Linked DNA regions of Homo sapiens: region 1 is linked to region 2. A link is an interaction called in ENCODE POLR2A ChIA-PET data of the cell type or tissue named here. Cell type or tissue: HepG2. All regions are shown on one strand. Region 1 overlaps DIABLO (diablo IAP-binding mitochondrial protein). Region 2 overlaps MTRFR (mitochondrial translation release factor in rescue).

Region 1 (5,000 bases), 1.0 Mb before region 2:
GGTTCACGCCATTCTCCTGCCTCAGCCTCCTGAGTAGCTGGGACTACAGGTGCCCACCACCATGCCTAATTTATTTATTTATTTTTTTTATTTTAGTAGAGACGGGGTTTCACCACGTTAGCCAGGATGGTCTTGATCTCCTGACCTCGTGATCCACCCGCCTTGGCCTCCCAAAGTGCTGGGATTACAGGCGTGAGCCACCGCGCCCAGGTGATATATCAACTTTTTAAATGATTTTGTTGTCTCTTCCTTTTGTCACCTGGTACAAAATTTACTGTGTGTCTTAGAAGAGTATGTAAATTTAGAGGGAGGGGGCAAAGTTTTATATTTAGTATATATACATTTGTTAGGTGTTTAAAAACCACTCTGCAAAACCAGCCTGGGAAACTTAGCAAAACTCTGTTTCTACTAAAAATAAAAAAATTAGCTGGGGCATGGTGGTGTGCACCTGTAATCCCAGCTACTGGGGAGGCTAAAGTGGGGAGGATCACTTGAGTCCAGGAGGTTGAGACTACAGCAAGCTATGATCTATGATCCCACCACAGCATTCCCGCATGGACCCTGTCTCTCTCACACACACAAATCTGATTTTCCTTTGTTTAGTTAAAAGTAAAAAAAAAAAAAAAAAAAAAAAAAAAAAAAAAAAATCACAGACGGGCACAGTGGCTCACGCCTGTAATCCCAGCACTTTGGGAGGCTGAGGCAGGTGGACTGCCTTAGCTCAGGAGTTCGAGACTAGCCTGGGCAACATGGTGAAACCCCATCTCTACCAAAAAATAAAAAAGATTAATCGGGCGTGGTGGTGACTGCCTGTGGTCCCAGCTACTCAGGAGGCTGAGACAGGATTGCTTGACCCTGGGAGGCAGAAGTAACGGTGAGCCAAGATCAAGGAACTGCACTCCAACCCGGGTGACAGAGTGAGACCCTGTCTCCAAAATAAAAAACAATCACACTGAGCTGGGTGCAGTGGCTCAGCTCACGCCTGTGATCCTAGCACTCTGGCAGGCCAAGACGGGAGGATCACTTGAGCCCATGAGTTCAAAATCAGCCTGGGGAACATAACAAGACACCAACTCTTAAAAAAAAAAAAGAAAATTAGTTGGGCTGCTTGGGACGCTGAAATGGGAAGATGGCTTGAGCCCAGGTCAAGGCTGCAGTAAGCTGTGATCATGCCATTACACTCCAGCCTGGGCAACAGAGCAAGACCCTGTCTCCAAAACAAATTCTGTTCTAATCCTTAATAGCTTTAATAGCTTTAATTTTTTTGGTTGTCTTGACCTGCAAGCGTGCTCAGAAAATTGAGTATTACACACATCTCAGATCTCCTTGTAATTCTATCAGTTTTTGCCTCATTAAGTACATTTCATGATTGATAATGTCTTAATGAATTGTTCTGTCCTACTGATTACTTTTTATCTTGAATTCTTTGATTTAGCTAGTTTTAGCTAAATTTTGGAACACAATCTAAACGTGTCATTTAATAAGTTTATTTTTACTGCAATCACTGATGTTTGAAATTATTCCTATAATTTTTTTTTTTTTTTTTTAAATTACAGATGGAGTTTTGCCATGTTGGCCAGGCTGGTCTCGAACTCTTGACCTCAGCTGATCCATCTGACTTGGCCTTCCAAAGTGCTGGGATCATAGGTGTGAACTACTGCACGTGGCCCAATTTTGTATTTTCTAATTGACGGGTTTTCTTTTTAAACCTTTCCTGCCTCAACTGGAGCTACCAAGTTTCCTCCCACTCCTACTAATTCTCTTTGCAGTGTTTAACAATGTCTAATGTCAATGTGCTTAGCATGTTTTCACTTTCCCAAATTTAAAAACTTGTTTTACACTCAGAACTTTTGAAAAAAAATCTTAGTAGCTTCTCTCAAAACTGATTTTTCCTTCTTCATAGTTCTTCCAGAAAGTGTATACAGGTGGTACTTTGAGTCTATGTCTGAGGATATCTTTTATTCTCACTTTTTGATGGTAGTTGGCTATACATAAAATCCTAGGTTATGGATTTATCGTCACCTCTAGTGTTGCGGAGAAGATGCCTGATGTTTGATTCTACTTCCTTTGTAGGTAATCTATTTTTTCTTAGTAGCTTTTGGGATTTTGCTCTGAATCTTTTTGTTATGCTGTTACTTTATTGTTCGCTTATTTATTTATTTTTGTTTTTTTTTTTGAGATGGAGTCTTGCTCTGTTGCCCAGGGTGGAGTGCAGTGGTGTGATCTCTGCTCACTGCAAGCTCTGCCTCCCAGGTTCACGCCATTCTCCTGCCTCAGCCTCCCGAGTAGCTGGGACTACAGGCACCCGCCACCACACATAGCTAATTTTTTTGTATTTTTAGTAGAGACGGGGTTTTACCATGTTAACCAGGATGGTCTTTATCTCCTGACCACATGATCCGCCCACCTCAGCCTCCTAAAGTGCTGGGATTACAGGCGTGAGCCACTGCGCCCGGCCATTTTTTTGTTTTTAAGACAGGGTCTTGCTTTGTCAACCAGGCTGGGGTACACTGGCCTGATCATGGCTCACTGCAGCCTCGACCTCCAGGGCCCAAGTGATCCTCTCACCTCAGCCTCCCAAGAAGCTGGGACTACAGGCGCCCATCACCATGCCTGGCTAATTTTTTTGTAGAGACAGGGTTTCATCGTGTTGTCAAGTCTGGTCTCGAACTCCTGAGCTCAAGTGATCCACCTGCTTAGGCATCCCGAAGTGCTGGGATTACAACAGGTATGAGCCACTGCACCTGGACCAGATTTTTGGTTAAAAAAGTGAAATCATAAGGCCGTGCACAGTGTCTCATGTCTGTAATCCCAGCAGTTTGAGAGGCCAAGGCGGGTGGATCACTTGAGCTCAGGAGTTCAAGACCAGCCTGGACAACATGGCAAAATCCTGTCTCTACCGGAAACATATAATCCCAGCTACCTGGGAGACTGACATGGTAGGATCGCTTGAGCCCAGAGGCTAAGGCTGTAGTAAGCAGTGAGCCATGATTGTGCCACTGTACTCCAGCCTGGTAACAGAGTAAGACCTTGTCTCAGGGAAAAAAAAAAAAAAAATTCCGTTTACAACTTTGTTAGCCCTTTCTATGAGTTCTAGGAAAATGTCTACTTTTCTCAAATAATGCTTATACATCCCCTCCTTTTCTCCTTCTAGATATTCTCCTTTTCTCCTTCTAGATATAAGCATATCCTCCTGTTCACTGCACCTAGAAATCCTCTGCCATGTTTGTGTGGCACAACTATAATGCTGCTTCCACACTTCCGTTGTTTCATTCTTGTTCCAAATCTCTGATCCCTCAGGATCACTACTTTTTCTCAGGATCACTACTTTTTCTGGGCCAAGCGCAGTGGCTCATGTCTGTAATCCCAGCACTTTGGGAGGCCGAGGCAGGCAGATCACCTGAGATCAGGAATTCAAGACCGGTCTGGCCAACATGGTGAAACTCCGTCTCTACTAAAAATAAAAAAATTAGCCAGGCATGGTGGCAGGCGCTTCCAAGCCCAACTACTCAGGAGGCAGAGGCAAGAGAATTGCTTGAAGCAGGGAGGTGGAGGTTGCAGTGAGCTGAGTTCACACCACTGCACTCCAGCCTGGGGGATGGAATGAGACTGTCTCAAAAAAACAAACAAACAAAAAAACTAACAACAACAAAAAAAACCTTCTAAAAGAATTATTTTTTGTTTTTCAGTATGATGACACAACACTTACCTTAAAAAATGTTTTATATCTTTTCTTTGAGATGGGGTCTCACTCTGTTGCACAGGCTGGAGTGCAATGATCTCACCTCACTGCAACCTCTGCCTCCCAGGCTCAAGTGATCCTCCTATCTTACCCTCCCAAGTAGCTGGGATTGCAGGTGTGAGCCACCACACCCAGCCCTTTGTATCATTTTTAAGATTTGATGATTGAGAACCCTAGCCTGCTAATCTTGACATCAGAAAACAAGAGTATGTTTTAATATAACAATTTCTTTTTTGAGACAGGGTCTAGCTCTTTTGCCTAGGATGGAGTGCACAGGCATGATCATAGCTCACTGCAGCCTTGAGCTCCTGGGTTCAAGCAATCCTCCCACCTCTGCCTCCCGAGTAGCTGGGACTACAGGCGAGCGCCAATACGCCCAGCTAATTTTTGTATTTTTGGTAGAGATGGGGTTTCACTGTGTTGCCCTTGAACTCCTGGGCTCCAGCAATCTGCCTGCCTTGGCTTCCCAAAGACACGCGTTGAGTCCCTGTGCCTGACTCATCCCAGTTTCTTTTTTTTTTCTTGAGACAGAGTCTTGCTCTGTCACCAAGGCTTGAGGTGCAGTGGAGCCATCTAGGCTCACTGCAGCCTCCACCCCCTGGGTTCAAGCCATTCTCCTGCACAGGCGTGTGCCACTACACCTGGCTAATTTTTGTATTTTTAGTAGAGACAGGGTTTCACCACGGTGGCCAGGGTAGTGTCAAACTCTTGACCTCAAGTGACCCACCTCAAGTGATCCGCCCTCCTTGGCCCCCCAAAGTGCTGGGATTATAGGCATGAGCCACTGCAACCAGTTTCTTAATAAGAACTAGTACTAAGCTATAACTTTGGTGAGCCGGCTGGGTGCGGTGGCTCGCACCTGTAATCCCAGCACTTTGAGAGGCTGAAGTGAGGAACAACATGACGAAACCTGCCTCTACTAAAAATACAAAAATTAGCCAGGCGTGGTGGTGCATGCTTGTAATCGGGAGGCTGAGGCAGGAAAATTGCTTGAACTGGAGAGGCAGAGGTTGCAGTGAGCTGAGAAAGTGCTACCACTGCAGCCTGGGCACCAAGAGTGAAACTCTGTCTCAAAAAAAAAAAAATTTGGCCGGACACAGTGGCTCATGCCTGTAATCCCAGCACTTTGGGAGGCCAAGGCGGGTGGATCACCTGAGGTCAGGAGTTCAAGACCAGCCTGGCCAACATGGCAAAACCCCTTCTCTATTAAAAATACAAAAACTATTCTCTATTAAAAATACAAAAACTAGCTGGGCGT
Region 2 (5,000 bases):
TTGGTGGGTTCTTGGTCTTGCTGACTTCAAGAATGAAGCCACGGACCCTCATGGTGAGTATTACAGCTCTTAAAGATGGTGTGTCCAGAGTTTGTTCCTTCAGATGTTCAGATGCATCCAGAGTTTCTTCCTTCTGGTGGGTTTGTGGTCTCGCTGACTTCAGGAGTGAACCTGCAGACCTTCGCAGTGAGTGTTGCAGCTCTTAAAGGCAGCACAGACCCAAGGAGTGAGCAGCAGTAACATTTACCACAAAGACCAAAAGAACAAAGCTTCCACAGTGTGGAAGGTGACCCGAACGGGTTGCACTGCTGGCTCAGGCAGCCTGCGTTTATTCCCTTATCTGACCCCACCCACATCCTGCTGATTGGTCCATTTTACAGAGAGCTGATTGGCCCATTTTACAGACAGCTGATTGGTCTGTTTTGACAGGGTGCTGATTGGTGCGTTTATAAACCTTGAGCTAGACACAGAGTGCTGACTGGTGCATTTACAATCCTTTAGCTAGACACAAAAGTTCTCCAAGTCCCTAGATTTAGCTAGACACAGCACTGATTGATGTGTTTACAAACCTTCAGCTAGACACAGAGTGCTGATTGGTGCATTTACAATCCTTTAGCTAGACACAAAAGTTCTCCAAGTCCCCACTAGATTAGCTAGACATAGAGCACTGATTGGTGCATTTACAAACCTTGAGCTAGACACAGGGTGCTGATTGGTGTATTTACAAACCTTGAGCTAGACACAAAGTGCTGACTGGTGTATTTATAAACCTTTAGCTAGACATAAAAGTTCTCCAAGTCCCCACCCGACTCAGGAGTCCAGCTAGCTTTGCCTACTGGATCCCATGCTGGGGCCGTGGGTGGAGCTGCCTGCTAGTCCCACACCATGCCCCCGCACTCCTCAGCCCTTGGGCGGTCAATGGGACTGGTTGCAGAGCAGGGGGCGGCGCCCGTCCGGGAGGCTCTGGCCATGAGGGAGCAGGGCAGGGGGAGGGGGGGACTCAGGCATGGCGGGTTGCAAGTCCCACGCCCTGCTCCACGGGGAGGCAGCTGAGGCCCAGCGAGAATTCAAGCACAGCCCGGGTGAGCTGGCAGTGCTGGGGGACCCGGCACACCCTCCACAGCTGCTGGCCGGGGTGCTAAGCCCCTCACTGCCTGGGGCCGGCGGCACCAGCCGGCCACTCCTAGGTCGGGGCCCGCCAAGCCCTCACTGGCCCGCGAGCTCTCCCTCCACACCTCCCCACAAGCGGAGGGAGCCCGCTTTGGCCTTGGCCAGTCCAGAGAGGGGCTTCCACAGTGCAGCGGCGGGCTGAAGGGCTCCTCAAGCACAGCCAGAGTGGATGCCGAGGCCAAGGAGGCGCCGAGAGCGAGTGAGGGCTACTAGCACATTGTCACCTCTCATTTGGATAACCTGATGACAATATGCCTAGATGAAGATCTTTTTGCAATGGATTTCTCAGGTGTTCTTTGTGCTTCTCGTATTTGGATGTCTAGGTCTCTAGCAAGGCCGGGGAAGTTTTCCTCGATTATTCCCCCAAATATGTTTTCCAAGCTTTTAGATTTCTCTTCTTCCTCAGGAACACCAATTATTCTTAGGTTTGGTCGTTTAACACAATCCCAGACTTCTTGGAGGCTTTGTTCATATTTTCTTATTCTTTTTTGTCTTTGTTGGATTGGGTTAATTTGAAGACCTTGTCTTCGAGCTCTGAATTTCTTTATTCTACTTGTTGAATTCTATTGCTGAGACTTTCCAGAGCATTTTGCATTTCTAAAAATGTGTCCAAAGTTTCCTGAATTTTTTATTGTTTTTTCTTTAAGCTATCTATTTCCCTGAGTGATTTCTCCCTTCACTTCTTGTATCATTTTTTGGATTTCCTTACATTGGGCTTCACCTTTCTCTGGTCCTTCCCTGATTAATAACTAACCTCCTGAATTCTTTTTCAGGTAAATCAGGTATTTCTTCTTGGTTTGGATCCATTGCCAGTGAACTAGTATGTTTTTTGGGGGGTGTTGAAGCGTCTTGTTTTGTCATATTACCAGGGTTTGTTCATTTGGGTAGGCTCTGTCAGAGGGAAGGTCTAGGGCTGAAGGCTGTTCAGATTCTTTTGTCCCATGGGGTGTTCTCTTCATGTAGTACTCTGCCCCTTTTCCTATGGATGTGGCTTCCTATGAGCCAAACTTGCAGTGATTGTTGTCTCTCTTCTGGGTCTAGCCACCCAGCGAATCTTCCCAGTTCCAGGCTGGTACTGGAGGTTATCTGCAGAGTCCTGTGATGTGAACCATCTATGGGTCTCTCAGCCATGGCTACCAGTGCCTGTTCGGTGGAGGTGGCAGAGGGTACAATGGAGCTTTGGTGGGTTAATGGTCTATTTTTTTTGCTGGTTGGCCTCCTGCCAGGAGGTGGTCCTTTCCAGAAAGCATCAGCTGTGGTAATATGGGGAGGAACCAGCAGTGGGCGGGGCCCTAGAACTCCCAAGATTTATTTGCCCTTTGTCTTCCTGCCAGGGTGCATAGGGAAGGACCATCAGGTGGGGGTGGAGCTAGGCGTGTCTGAGCTCAGACTCTCCTTGGGCGGGTCTTGCTGCGGCTGCTGTAGGGAATGTGGGTGAGATTCCCAGGTCACTGGAGTCGTGTACCTAGGAGAGTTATGGCTGCCTCTGCTGAGTCATGCAGGTTGTCAGGGAAGTGGGGGAAAGCTGGCAGTCACAGGCCTCACCCAGCTCCCACACAAACCCAAGGGCCGGTCTTACTCCCACCGTGTTCCCCCACAACTGCCCCGAGTCTGTTTCCAGGCAGAGGGTGAGACTGGCTTGAAAATTTGCCCCAAGGCTGTGCCCCTCCCAGCAGCGAAAGAAAAGGGCTGTAGTTCTTCCCCCACCTGTGAAGTCTGCATGCTGGATTCGTGCAGTTGCCCAAGTTCTGGCCAGGAGGCTTCTCACCCTGTTTAAATTGTTACGAAGTTCGACTAGAGAATTCTTCTCCCTGTGGAGTTTTATCCCTTGCTCCTCTGGCCACCCTCCCGATGGATCCCTGTGGTGCCAGGCAGGAATGGGCCTTCTGGGGACCCAGCGAGCTCCCACGGCCTTTCTGCTGCTTCCTCTACCCCTGTAGTTCGCTCTGCTGAGTCTGACTTAGCTCCAGGTAAAGTTGGAAATTTCTCCTGCAAACAGACCTTCAGCCTCTCCAGTGGGGGGGTGTGTGTTCGGGAGAGGAGGATCTCCCTTTCCCACTTCCACAGTTGGGGCACTCACAGTATTTGGGGGTCTCCCGGGCCCTGCAGGAGCAATCCGCTTCCTTCAGAGGGTCTGTGGGTCCTCTCAGGATTGCTGGTTTGTTCTTGCAGTTGATCTAGAGCTAAAATTCACAATGCAAGCCTCTGCATGCTGCTCTGTCTGAAGCTACAATCTAGTCCTGCCTCCTGTCTGCTATGATCCCAGGAGCTCCCATGCAAATAAATTATGATCACAAGGTCCCAAAATAGGCTGTCTAGAGCTGAGGAGCAAGGAGAGCCAGTCTGAGTCCCAAAACTGAAGAACGTGGAGTCTGATGTTCAAGGGCAGGGAGCATCCAGCACTGGAGAAAGATGTAGGCAGAGAGTCTAGGCCCATCTCATCTGTCTTTTAATATCTTCTCTAACTAACCTGTAAGCTCCAAGAAGACAGTCCAGCTCTTTTTCATCTCATGTCCCTTACTGTACCTAACAAGGACCTTATTAAAAGTTGACTGGCTGGATGCAGTGGCTCACGCCTGTAATCCCAGAACTTTGGGAGGCTGAAGCAGGTGGATTACTTGACCTTAGGGAGTTCAAGACCAGCCTGGGCAATATGGCGAAACCCCATCTCTACAAAAAGTAATTACTCAGATGTGGTGGTGTCTGCCTGTAGTCTTCACCTACTAGGGAGCCTGAGGTGACAGAATCGCCTGACCCTGGGGAAGTCAAGGCTGCAGTGAGCTGTGATCGCGCCACTGCAGTCCAGCCTGGGCGACAGAGTGGGACTCTGTCTCAAAAAAAAAAAAAAAATTAGTTGACTTGGTAGTTCCAACGATGAGTACCAGTTGGACCACGTTGTTGGCAGTGCGTCCAGGGAACAGATGTTCACATTCAAATCCATGAAACTGGAAACAAAAAACAACAATCATGACATTGATTGATAGTGATGTTTACTATGTCAGACTGTTTAAGCTCAGCTATAAAATAGACTACTCAGCCCTGGGTGGGGGTGGGGGGTGGCTCACACTTGTAATCCCAGCACTTTGGGAGGCCGAGGTGGGCAGATCACCTGAGGTCAGGAATTCGAGACCAGCCTGGCCAACATGGTGAATCCCCGCCTCTACTAAAAATACAAAAATTAGCCGGGTGTGGTGGCACACGCCTGTAATCCCAGCTACTCAGGAGGCTGAGGCAGGAGAATCACTTGAACCTGGGAGGCGGAGGTTGCAGTGAGCCAAGATCGCGCCATCGCACTCCAGCCTGGGCGACAGAGCGAGATTCCGTCTCAAAAAATAAAATAGACTCTCATACTGTCATCTTTACATTTTGATTTCAGAGATTCTCAAACATTTAAATACTGGCACTTGACCCAGATCCTAATTTTTGCTTGATGCACTATTTACCTGTATCAAATTACAGTCCGTTCCTTTGAATTTTTTTTTTTTTTTTTTTTTTTTTTTTTTTTTTTTTGAGACACTGTCTCGCTCTGTTGTCCAGGCTGGAGTGCAGTGGCTCTGCCTCAGCCTCCCGAGTAGCTGGGATTACAGGCACCCACCACCAAGCCCGGCTAATTTTTGTATTTTTAGTAGAGATAGTTTCATCATCTTGGCCAGGCTGGTCTTGAACTCCTGACCTTGTGATCCACCTGCCTCGGCCTCCCAAAGTGCTTGGATTACAGGTGTGAGCCACCATGCCCGGCCTGAATTTCACACTCAAAACCTCTCCTTTCTGAGAAAACAGCACCCCCGGGTGCTTGGAAGATATTTTTGGTCTATTGCAAGAAAATATGT

What was found. Peaks named below come from ENCODE experiments on the same cell type or tissue, not always from the same donor. Only the 100,000 strongest peaks of a DNase experiment are listed, where the experiment ranks them.
Region 1: POLR2A ChIA-PET joins it to region 2 with 5 read pairs; 5 of 35 experiments call an interaction of 5 or more read pairs at or near these places.

What each region holds. Positions count from the first base shown.
Region 1 is chr12:122,210,467-122,215,466 of GRCh38, forward strand. The region is part of intron 5 of DIABLO (diablo IAP-binding mitochondrial protein); the gene reads right to left. Among named protein-coding and RNA genes, the nearest start is that of B3GNT4, 9.3 kb to the left of the region's middle. In HepG2, no CTCF peak of the experiment used is centred here; no DNase peak of the experiment used is centred here.
Region 2 is chr12:123,248,428-123,253,427 of GRCh38, forward strand. All of the region lies in intron 1 of MTRFR (mitochondrial translation release factor in rescue), which reads left to right. Among named protein-coding and RNA genes, the nearest start is that of MTRFR, 17 kb to the left of the region's middle. RefSeq lists an enhancer at 2,153-2,942. In HepG2, no CTCF peak of the experiment used is centred here; a DNase peak (open chromatin) is centred at 2,534.